Linked DNA regions of Homo sapiens: region 2 is linked to region 1. Evidence: read pairs that join two places in POLR2A ChIA-PET (ENCODE). Cell type or tissue: Caco-2. All regions are shown on one strand. Links, peaks and the distances in the headings refer to the core of each region. The heading gives the core; the rest is flanking DNA. Region 1 overlaps LOC105374384 (a long non-coding RNA gene). Region 2 overlaps PLB1 (phospholipase B1).

Region 1 (5,371 bases), core at 113-5,112:
TGCCAAGAGCTCTTCATGTGTGACCTCATGTCCACCTCTCTCCCTGGGAGCCAACGGCTCTTGAGGACACTTGGTTATGGCGTCCCCCCTGGAACACTGGGCCTCAAGCAGCACAACTAACGCTCATGGGACACTCACCGTGTGCCAAGCCCTTGCATGCACTTCACCTCGTTGAATCCGTACAGCCGTATTTTGGGGTAGGTGTATTTGTCTCCATTGGTCAGTTTAGGAAACAGAGGCTCTCTGAAGTTAAGTCATTTGCTAAGATGACACGAGCTAGGGGCAGAGCCAGGACTCAAGCCCAGGCCGCGGATGCCGAAGCTCTTAGCTGTTTCACAATGGGACCTCCTCAGTGACCAAGGCCGCTCTGGTCCTCGGACCCCATTGACAAGCAGCCCAGTTTGCCCTCCTTTGGGGGCCCCTCATCTGGGAACAGCATCCTTTAAGGACCCTGATGCTACTCAGGGTTTTGGTCATCCTCCACCATCTAATACGGGAATTGGGGACCCTGTTTCATTTCTGTCTCATCAGTTTCTCAGGAAGATTGGCATAGATGACAGCTCCTTTTTCAAAATCTCTGTCTCTCTGTTCCACCTTCTGTGGGCCCTGCTTCATCTTGAGTCTGATTTCCCTCAGGGTGGTAACATGGCTTCAACTGCTCTTGGCTTCACATACACACCTGCCCAGACTCAGGAGAGATAGACAGGGTTTTGGGGAATGGTTCCAGAAGAGCAAGGGAAGCTTTCCCCGAGGTACCCGGCACACCTCACCTGCTGTTCCATGGTCCTGAGCTGGGTCAGGATGTGGCCCTTGGACCGAGGAACATGGAAGTCCCCACAATGGGTCTGTGCTCAGGGCCTCTGCCTGGGGTCAGGCCCATTTACTGCACTGCTTTCCTTTAGTGTTTGTCACAAGTCAAAACTCTCTAAGCTCTCTTGGCTCTTGCCAAGTGATCTCTGACCAGCTCATGTGTCTTGACCCTCACAACCAAACGTATAGTCAGGGGGTGAGACCCTGCCCCAGAGTAGGTGGGGGGCGCAGGGCTGGCTTCTTCCAAGGCCTGAGCTGCACAGGAAGCTGGGTTTACCAGGAATGGACACGGGGGAGGCCCCCCGACATCCCCATCCATCTTCTGTCCCCTTGGCCTCCTCTGGTCCTAGACCTGCTATGTACCCACAGTGTCTTGCTTTGTTTTTGGCTGTTTTGCCTTGTTTTGGTTCAGGCACATAGTAGGTGCTGAAGAAGGAATACATTTAGTTGTCCCACCTTTAATTTGAGCATAAAGAAAACAACTCATTATCTTCTCCCTTCAATTTCTCTGGCCCTATGAGGGGTATTATTATCCCTTGGCTTGCTGGGTAGAATATTTATCTTTCTTGTTCTCTGTTGATTAATGTTCACTTACTGGAAGACTGCCCTCAAATACATTTATTCTGTAAAGCCTTACTAAATGCATGCTTTAAGATCTCCTTCATTATGTATGTGTATGTATGTAGGTAATTATATGGTGCATATGTGGTTGGGAAATTTCTTTTGTATTAGTCAGGGTTGTTGTTTTTTTTTTTCCTCTCCAAGTGTTTCATTCCCCTGTGCCACCCCCAGCCCCAAGTGCCCAGGCCTTTCTGAATCTAATGCTTTGGGGGAGGGCTGTGACAGGACAAAGAAGGAAACAAAGGCAGCTCCTTGGGGGCAGGAGAGGAGATCTGATCTGCAATCGCTTGGCAGGGGCCAGTAGAACTTAAAAGTTTTGACTTGGCTTAACTCTGTGGCAAACTATAAGAAATTATTCCTTAATTTCAATGATGAAACCTTCCAGGAAAGTGGTGCAGGGCAGCTAAGTGAGCCTGACCCCAGGCAGTGGTCCTGGCCACAGGCCTGCTTGCTGGGGCGTGGGGATTTCCCACACACTTCAGTCTCATTTCCTGAGTAGCGTCAGCAGGGCACACCAGTCTGAGATGCGGAATCTAAAGTTTAACTTCGCCCCATCCAAATGGTGTGATCTTGCTTGAGTGACCTAATCAACCCCCTTACATCTCAGTCCCATCTATAAATGGTAGCCCATAGCACCCACTTGGAAGGATTCCTGTTGGGATTAGATTATGCATGCACAGCCTTTTGTCCTGTGCCTGGCACAGAGGAGGTGCTTCCAACTGTGGTTTTCATCTCCTTTCTTTCCTTTCTTGGAAGAGCCAGAGTAGTGAGGAAAACCCTGAAAGCAGGCAGTGGGACCATTCATCCGGCCTGGAAAGAAATGGTTCGCATAACATTTGCCTGTGATTAGGGGCAAAATTTACCAGGTGTGTAGCTGTTTAAGGGATGTCAAGAGTCCTCTGCCTCCTCTGGGTCATAGAAAGGCAGGAGCTTGTTTGAGAAGCAGTGTATTGTGTTCAGGAGACATTAGACACTGCATCAATATTGGATGAGGCTTGTGGGGTGCGGTTGGCCGACCGACTGCCGTGTGGGACTACAAGCTGTCCTGTACCTGGCAGGACCTGAAGACTGGCGTGCTCAGGGCTGGGGAGCAGCATGTTGTCCTCTAGGGAAGACACCAGGGCTGAGCTGGCTCCAGCCTGGCCATTCTGTTTCCTGCTCTCCCACTGGAGAGGAAAATAATACTAATACCTACCAATTACCAACTGCTTCCTCTGGGCCAGGCATTTAACAGGTGTTATCTCTTTTAGTCTTCAGAAGGCTCATTTAAGGAAAATGCTGAGAAAACTGAGGCCTGGAGAATTAAGAAACTTGCCCAAGGTCAAATAGTAAGCCATGGTCCTAGGAGGGCCAGCTAACCACATGGGGTGAGAAACCTTTTTCCCAAACACCTGCTGCCCTGCTTCAATCTTTTTTTTTTTTTTTTTTTTGAGACAGGGTCTCACTCTGTTGCCCAGGCTGGAGCACAGTGGCATGATCACTTCTCACTGCAGGTTCACTACTTAGCCTTGAGCTCCCAGGCTAAGTGATTTTTCCACCTCAGCCTCCTGAGTAGCTGGGACCACAGGTGCATACCAGTATACCTGGCTAACTTTTGTATATATATATATTTAAGGTAGAGATGGGGTTTTGTCATGTTGCCCAGGCTGGTCTTGAACTCCTGGGCTCAAGCCATCGGCATGCCTCGGCCTCCCAAAGTGCTGGGATTACAGGCGCGAGCCACCATGACTGGCCCTGCCTCAATCTTAATAGTCACGAATAGTGGGATTGACCTTCATCCCTTCTTTTTTTTCGGGGGGTGAGGTGGGTTGTTGTTAGAGACAGGGTCTTGTTCTGGCACCCAGGCTGGAGTGCAGTGGTGCGATCATAGCTCACTGCAGTCTTGAACTCTTGGGCTCACAGGATCTTCAAGTGACCTTGAAATGGCTGTGGCTGCTCCTTTAGAGGACTCCATCCTGACCCTCTTCTAGCCATGCCTCTCCCTGTGGGGAAGGAGTCTACAGGGCCAAGGAGACGTGACTCTGTGAAGCCCATGGCTCCCTTCTAAAACATTCTCTGGATATTCTCTGCAGTCTTGAACTCCTGGGCTCAAGTGATCTTCCCGCCTCAGCCTCTGGAGTAGCTAGGACTACAGGTGTGTACCACCACAGCCAGCCCTTCCTTCGGTTTGCACTTTCCTCTTCCAACTTATGCTCATTTCCCCCGACCCAGGCCTCTCCCTTTAAGATCAAATATAATAATTCCTGGAATTCCCCACCTGAAAGGCTCCTAGCCTGTTCCAAACTTTTCCGGGCTTCTTTCCCAGATCTATCCTCCCAAAGACTGAGGTCACAGCCAGTATGGCTAGTCTGTGCACCCCTAGGCTTAAGAAATAGCAAAGGGGTGGCTGTGAGTGGGGCATGTGGATGGAGCTTGGGCCTGTGGGTTGGGCTGGGGGCAAGTAGAGTGGGAGATGGGAGGATAAGTCCATGAGTCCAGGACTAAGCATCTGGGAGCTGGCATTCTCTGGAAGAGTGAGAATTCTAAATTTGAAAGCAGCCTTCTAAGTCATTGTGCATGTATATTTTCAAGATAGGCTAGTAGAACATATTTAAGTTTGTTAGCTTGACATATAATTTTAAAATATTAGACCTATGTCTGAGGGCCTCCATTTGTACTCTTGCACCGGGTGCCACAGATATCAGGGGAGTTTGTCACTGTGATCTGTTATGAGAGCACCAAGGGGAACCCTGATGAGCAAGACAGAGAATCACCCACTGAAATGACTGCAAGAGTGTGACTGTTTTTCTCTTTTCTTTTTCCCACTGCCTATGAATGGTCAGACACATCAAAAAGCATAGACAAGAGCATGGGGAATGTGAATGGGCTGTCAGTGAGGGTCAGAGAATCACCTGCACTATTGTGATAACATGATAGACATTCTTGGAAACAGGTGACTCTTTGGCCTTCTGATCAATTTTACATTAAAATTGAAGCAACTATTTGAAAATGCTTTGAAGCATTTACGTATGAGGCTTTTGAAGGCTTTCATCCAGACCAACAAGGCCTATAACAAGTAGCATTTTATTCCTCATTTCCCAAAATAGGAGGTTCAGGGAGGGTGTGTAGTTTGCTCTACATATGACTTCTTCCTTTTCCTCCTGCCCATGGGGAGCTGCTTGGCTACAGACCCCACCCTCTTGCTGTAGGTGACCGTGTCCTTGGTGCTGTGGGCCACGCTGCCAAGGTTTATGGGAAGCTACACCCCTGGGCTATTGTGTTGCCCTCCCTGAAGGCAAATCTCTTTCCCTTCCCACGAATGGCATGTTCCGCCATCTCTATTTATTGTCTTGCCCAGCATCCAGTTCCCAGAACTCCCTGGAGAATTCTCAGACCTCAAACAATGAAGTGTCTCATTCGGAGTAAAAGGAAGAGCACAGGAGTCACCGGAGTCCACGTGGACGCAATTCCACAAGTGACCTTGAAATGGCTGTGGCTGCTCCTTCATGTTGACCGAAGCCAGCTGGCAGCGGTCAGGATTCTGACCATGTTGCCAAAAAGAAGAGGGGCAGAAAGTGCTCCAGCAGGTGCTTGGAGGGATGGCTGAGGGCTCATCTCAAAGGTCAGAGGGTGGAGTCTTGTGACTCCTCATGTAGTATCGCAGGCTGTAGTTATTCCCCTATAGCCTAAGCTGGAAGGCTCAGCTTCAACAGGATTATGAGGTCAAACAAGTTTGTATTGGTCAAACCTCCCTCTGTGCCTCTCCCCCCAGAACCCAGTTGAGAACCTTGCTGTCCTGGCCTCGTATCCAGCATTTGTTCATGGCTTCCAGTACCTCAGGGCTAACACTGGGCTGCCTGGGGGTCCCATCATCCTACCCTCCCTTGCCATACCCTTGAGGACTAAGGTTTACACACAGACACGTGTGCATATGAATGTGTATACACATGTATCGAGCATG
Region 2 (5,371 bases), core at 59-5,058, 140 kb after region 1:
TGGAGAACCAGTTTTACTGTCATCTGGCTGCCCACAGGTGCTGGGCTCTGGTCGTACCTCTGGCCCTCACCTCCCCTTCCAATGACTCTGCCAAGGAACGTGGGAAGCTACTGGATGGGGCAGCCTGTCTGGCTCAGTCACAGCTTCTACCAACCTCCATGAGGATTTTCAGATTCCTCAGCGGTATCTTACCCCAGCATCTGTGCCCCAATAAGCAAGAAACAAGAAAAGAACTTTACCCTTAGTGGAATTGGCTCTTCAGCCAGACTGAAAGAGAATCAGATAAGGAGGTATAATTAGCTGAACATTTGGAAAAGGAGTGGCAACTCTCTAGCTCAAGGCCTAGGAGAGGAAATGGACTCCACGCTTCTTTCTGTTTTATTCTGATGGTGGCCGCTCCTAGAAACAAGGTCCCACCTGGAACATTCAAGGCGGCTGTCAAAGGAAGTATTGAGCAGGCCTGGGTGAGGGCCAGGTGCTGATCTGTCTTGCCACCTTCTCTTCCCCAATTTTTTTTTTTTCTTTTTTTTTTTTTTGGAGACAGGGTCTCATTCTCATTGCTCAGATTGGAGTGCAGTGGTGCGATCACAGTTCATTGCAGCCTTGACTTCCTGAGCTCCGGTGATTCTCCCACCTCAGCTTCCCGAGTAGCTGGGACTATAGGTGTGTGACACCATACCCAGCTAATTTCTTGTATTGTAGTAGAGGCAGGGTTTTTGCCATGTTGCCCAGGCTGTTCTCAAATTCCTGGCCTTAAGCATTCCTCCTGCCTCGGACTCCCAAAGTGCTGGGATTACAAGCATGAGCCACCACGCCCACCTTTCCCCAACCTTTCAAGAATTTAATCCATAATGGAATCTGGAAAGAAACCTTGAAAGAGCCATATCTAAATGACTCTGACAAAGTGGATAAAGCAGAGTCTATTTTTTTTTAAAGGGCCTCAAAGAAGGAAAATTCATAGATTTTCCCAAGAAACCCATTTCCGTTGAGAACTTTGTCCTAAATGTCCCTTTAGGAGTCCCCTCCATCCTCCTTGCTTCCATTCATTCCCTTTACACTGGCTCTGACCCTTTCTTCTCCTGCATCCCCAATCCCCAGAAAGGATGGAAATGACACAGTTACTTCAAATAATTCCTCATGTGTGCCTCTTTCTCCTGCCACACTGTGGGTCCCATAAATGCACATGTGCTATTTACTCCAGGGACAACCGGGGCTGGTCTGGGCTTCCACCCCACTCTGCACATCTCCCCAGCACGGCTTCCTGCCACCGAGGAATGAACTGCAGTGTGGGAGGGGTGAGGGCAATGACCTTAAAAATCCTCTCCGAGCAGCAGAATCCTCCCTGGACTGTGAGCAATCCCCAAGTTCCTTATTCTGCCTGTGGCTTCGGCACCTGGTGTAGACTCGGCATAAGGTGGGGTCAGTGATTGCTGAGAGGGCCAGGGACATCAGTTCCCTAAAGGTGGGTCCCCTTCAAAACGACTGATGTACAAGAATTACCAGAAATTATTGCGGCAGCAGCAGAAAGGGCCTAGGGAATGAACCGTGTCCCAGACACAAAATCCTCCTCGGCTTGGCACCAGGAGTGCAAGCTTCAGCCTGGAGGCCTCACTCAGCCAGGACAGTTCCAGGCATGTTTAGATGGGGCTGCTGTCACCTCCCATGCTGATGGGTGGAGCTTTTCCTTTGCTGGTCCTCAATGCTCACCTATGCTAGGGCTTGGAGGATGAGGGAGGGAGGGAGGATGCTGACGTGGTCTGGGTATGTGGCTTTGTGGGCTGCAGAGCTGAGAGCTATCCTCCTTCCCTACAGCTGTGTCCGGGGGTGTCTGAGGACAGAGTAATGGACCTGGACTCCCTGTGATCATGGGGATTCTGCCAGTCCCTCTCTGCTCCCCACACAGAGGGCAGCCCTCACCTGGGCTCTGTGTGTCTGCGAGGGTAGACACAGAACAGGTACACCTGCCTTCCACCTCGATGTCCCAGTCCAGCCCAGCAAAGAATCACAGATGTGGTGGCAGAGACTCCCGCCCTCCCCGCACCTGGAGGATGCAATTAGCGAAACCAAGGGTAGGAAGGAGCCCAATGCCCTCCCATATTTTCACAAACCCTTGGGTGCTGGCTAAGGGTGCTTAGACCTTTTTGGCAGGTAGAGAAAATGGACACCCCGAAAGACCGTGTGACTTGCCTCAAGAAACCACCGAAAGTGGGACCGAAATCAGAGCCCGGGTTTTCTGGCTCCTGTCCAGTGCCCTTCGCCCTAACCTGTTATACCCGTCGCTTCTCATGGCTGAATTCGGGTCTGCAGGAGCTTCTGATGTGTTCCAGCAGCTGTGCTCGATCCGGGAACTGTGGGATGGTCTGGCATTTTGCTTGTGAGGAAACGAGGGACTGGGGATGCTTGGGGAACCCCCTCCTATCCTGTCTCTCCCTGCCCCCCATGTCCCTGCTGGCTGAGGCTGCAGGAAGCTTGGGGTTTGCACTGGCACTGGGAAACCGGACTTGTATGGGTGTGGAGAGAGTGAGGTCACTGCTTACCTAGGAAAGCCACATCCTCCTCCTCTTCTAAGCCCTTGTGACACTCTCTGTGTCGCAGGCCTTTGGCCTTGAGGGTGAGACCTTCCATTCCTGTGTACGTGCTCATTCTGACCCTCGAGTAGTTTTAAGAGACCGTACGTGGGGTGTACCTTATTTGTATGCATGGGACCATCACCTGGCAGCTCTGTAAAGGTGGTTATTATTGCTATTGCCACCAATATCAAGGACAAATAGCATGATGAAAGGAGAAAGGGATAGGAATCCAGCCCTCTCCCTGGACCTGCCCTCTCCAGCTTCTCTGTCTGGTGCTCAAGGGCTCCTTTCACGCTGGGAGCCTTATCTCCGTATCTCTTCTCTTATCAGACAGGCCTCTTCCTGCCCTTGCTGCTGCATCTGACGCATTCTTCTCTCCATGCCCTTTGCTCACAAAGGTCCCTTTGCCTGGGAACGCCCTCCGTGACCTCCTCCAACACATTTCACAAAGCCCATTCAAATCCCCTCTTCATGGGCTCTCCCGGCCTCATTGTTCACATTGCTTCTTGGTGCGTGGCCCAGCACAACACTGCTGGCTGAGTCCCTTTTGACTCTCGTTCCTCTGGGCTGTCTGGCCCTTCCCAGCTACACCTGAAGCCTGGTGAGAACAGAAGCCACATTTGGTGGGTCTCTTGTATCCCCCTTGGAACCATGGAGGGTACAAGGGCAGGGTACAAGGTGGTATGGTGGTACCTTCAAGGGCAAGCCATGTCACAGGTGTCCTTTTGTTGGTTGGGAGAAAGATGGCAGGAGAGGAGAGGTTTGGCTGAGCTGGAATCATCAGCCCTCCTCTCCCTGAGAGAGGGCTTGGGAGAGCAGTCCCTGCTGGAGGGGCCAGGTTCCTCTTCTCTGCCCATCATGGGAGATCAGCAGCAAAGTGGATTTCTGGGGACATAGTCCCCGCAAGTGCCAGGCACACTGAGAGACGTCCCTGTTCAGAGAACTCAAATGCCTTCTTCAAAGGACAGACAGTAGGTTTCCAGTGCCAGGGACTGTCGGAGGCCGTGCCCCTTCCCTCCCTACACTCTGTTTCACACTGGCTCATGTGTGCTGAAATGCAGCTGTCCCTGGTACTCAACACAGTATGTCAGTTGTGGAGACGGATCCACAAAAGAAGAAAAATGAATTTCTGTCACTAGAATTCTAAAAATAAGGCAGCTTGGGTGGGAAGAAAATAAATGGCAAATTCAGGTCTCTGTCTGACGCCCTGAAAAGGTTCAAAGCCTCGACGTCGACGCCACATTCCATCCCCTGACTAATCCCAGATATCCCTGGGGGCCCTTTGGAATCTGGGGATATCCTGTTACAGTTACAGTAAAAAGGCCAATCCACGTGGAGTGCTTACTACAGGCCAGGAGCGAGCTGCGCGCTAGATATGTTGGGCCAGGGGCTGACCTGGATTTTGCAGAAAGAGCATTGAGACCTGAGTTCACAGAGCTTGTGAGTGGTGGGCTTAGCATTCCAACCCAGGCCTTCATCACGCTGCAGCCCACGCTTGTTCCAGGCACCACCTTGGGCCTTGACAACCGCACAACACCGCCTAAGTGTGAGGGCAGGCTGGACAGGAATGGTGAGGGGAGCACATTCCCCAGTGCTTGACTCAAGCAGGTCTTCCACACAGACTCTGAGAAACGGCCCCACCTCTGGGAAACCAGGGCTGAGGCTCCTGTGAGACCTTTGCTGCTCACTGGCCTGGCTGCAGCGCAGAACCTGTGGCGAGGCAAAGTCTCAGGCAGTCAGAGAGGGGCGTCACCGGGAGACAGAAGCATCCCTGGTGGCCCAGAACCATTGTCCTGGGATCCTGGGGCGCCCTGCAGCCCCTCCTCAGCACGGTGGGCTCAGTGGTGGTGGAGACCTTGCCCCTCCTCTGTGGGCCCCACCCCAGGCCCCATCTACTCACCATCCTATTCCAGAGATGCCAGGCCAGCGTGGTAGAATCCTGGAGTCGGGGGTCCTCCTAAAAGAGAACCAGTTGACAGCGGGACCTTTTGTCTCCCCAGGAATGCAACGGACCTGCTACACACTTTGAAGCTCTCTCTGGCATAGAGTTGGGGCAGCCTGATCTGTCCAGGCCTTTTCTCTCAGCCCCTCATCAATAACAGGGGCACTTATGGGACCACCGTCTGGGGTCAGGGCCCTGAGGTCAGGGCCTGCAGGAGCAGGTGGCACGTCAGGCAGCTCCATGTCATCATGGGGTTCTCTGTCACTGAACTAAACAGTGGAAGGAGGGGGTGGCAGGGAATGATTCAGGTGTGATCTGAGTAGAAGGATGAAGGAAGGGAACGTGAGCTAATATTTCTCCTCACCCTCTTAAACCATCACTTTAAACACTGTTTGTGGTGTGGAGATGGCACAAGGATTCCAACAGGCAGGAGCCTGGAGGGAGGGACTGTTCCCAGACACGGGACTGAGGCTACGGAGACCTCGGTCAGCAAGTGTGGACCAAGTGCTACATGGTCTGGGTGGCCCCTTGCCCAGTGTCCTGGGGGAGCGGGCAAGGGCAACTGAGATTCCCCTCCCTTCCAGAGATGGATGGAGAGGAGCGTGCAGGGGGAGGGACAAGAGCTGGCATCCCTGGAGATTCTCTTCGGAATAACCACAATGGCCAAGAGGTGCGAGCACTTCCCCAGCACCGGATGCCACTCTACATCCCCCCAAGTATTAACTCATGTGGCCCTGATGGCCACCGAGAGAGAGAACATGTTACTAAATGGCCCTGATTTTACAGAACAGAGTTCAACACCTTGTCCAAGGTCACACAGCTGGTCACCCCAGAGCTAGGAGGGGAAGCTAGGCCATGC

What was found. ChIA-PET counts read pairs that join two places held together with the same protein. Peaks named below come from ENCODE experiments on the same cell type or tissue, not always from the same donor. Only the 100,000 strongest peaks of a DNase experiment are listed, where the experiment ranks them.
Region 2: POLR2A ChIA-PET joins it to region 1 with 17 read pairs; 3 of 35 experiments call an interaction of 5 or more read pairs at or near these places.

What each region holds. Positions count from the first base shown.
Region 1 is chr2:28,677,935-28,683,305 of GRCh38, reverse strand. LOC105374384 (a long non-coding RNA gene) reads left to right here. Exons shown (of 3, transcript XR_939878.3): 1 at 1-197; 2 at 3,334-3,565; 3 at 4,769-5,371. Among named protein-coding and RNA genes, the nearest start is that of PPP1CB-DT, 71 kb to the left of the region's middle. RefSeq lists a silencer at 355-561 and an enhancer at 1,885-1,974. In Caco-2, for the core only: no CTCF peak of the experiment used is centred there; no DNase peak of the experiment used is centred there.
Region 2 is chr2:28,542,368-28,547,738 of GRCh38, reverse strand. PLB1 (phospholipase B1) reads right to left here. Exons shown (of 58, transcript NM_153021.5): 14 at 4,471-4,527. Among named protein-coding and RNA genes, the nearest start is that of PLB1, 49 kb to the right of the region's middle. RefSeq lists an enhancer at 1,698-2,197. In Caco-2, for the core only: no CTCF peak of the experiment used is centred there; DNase peaks (open chromatin) are centred at 1,740, 2,538, 2,948 and 4,180; H3K4me3 peaks cover 1,117 bases.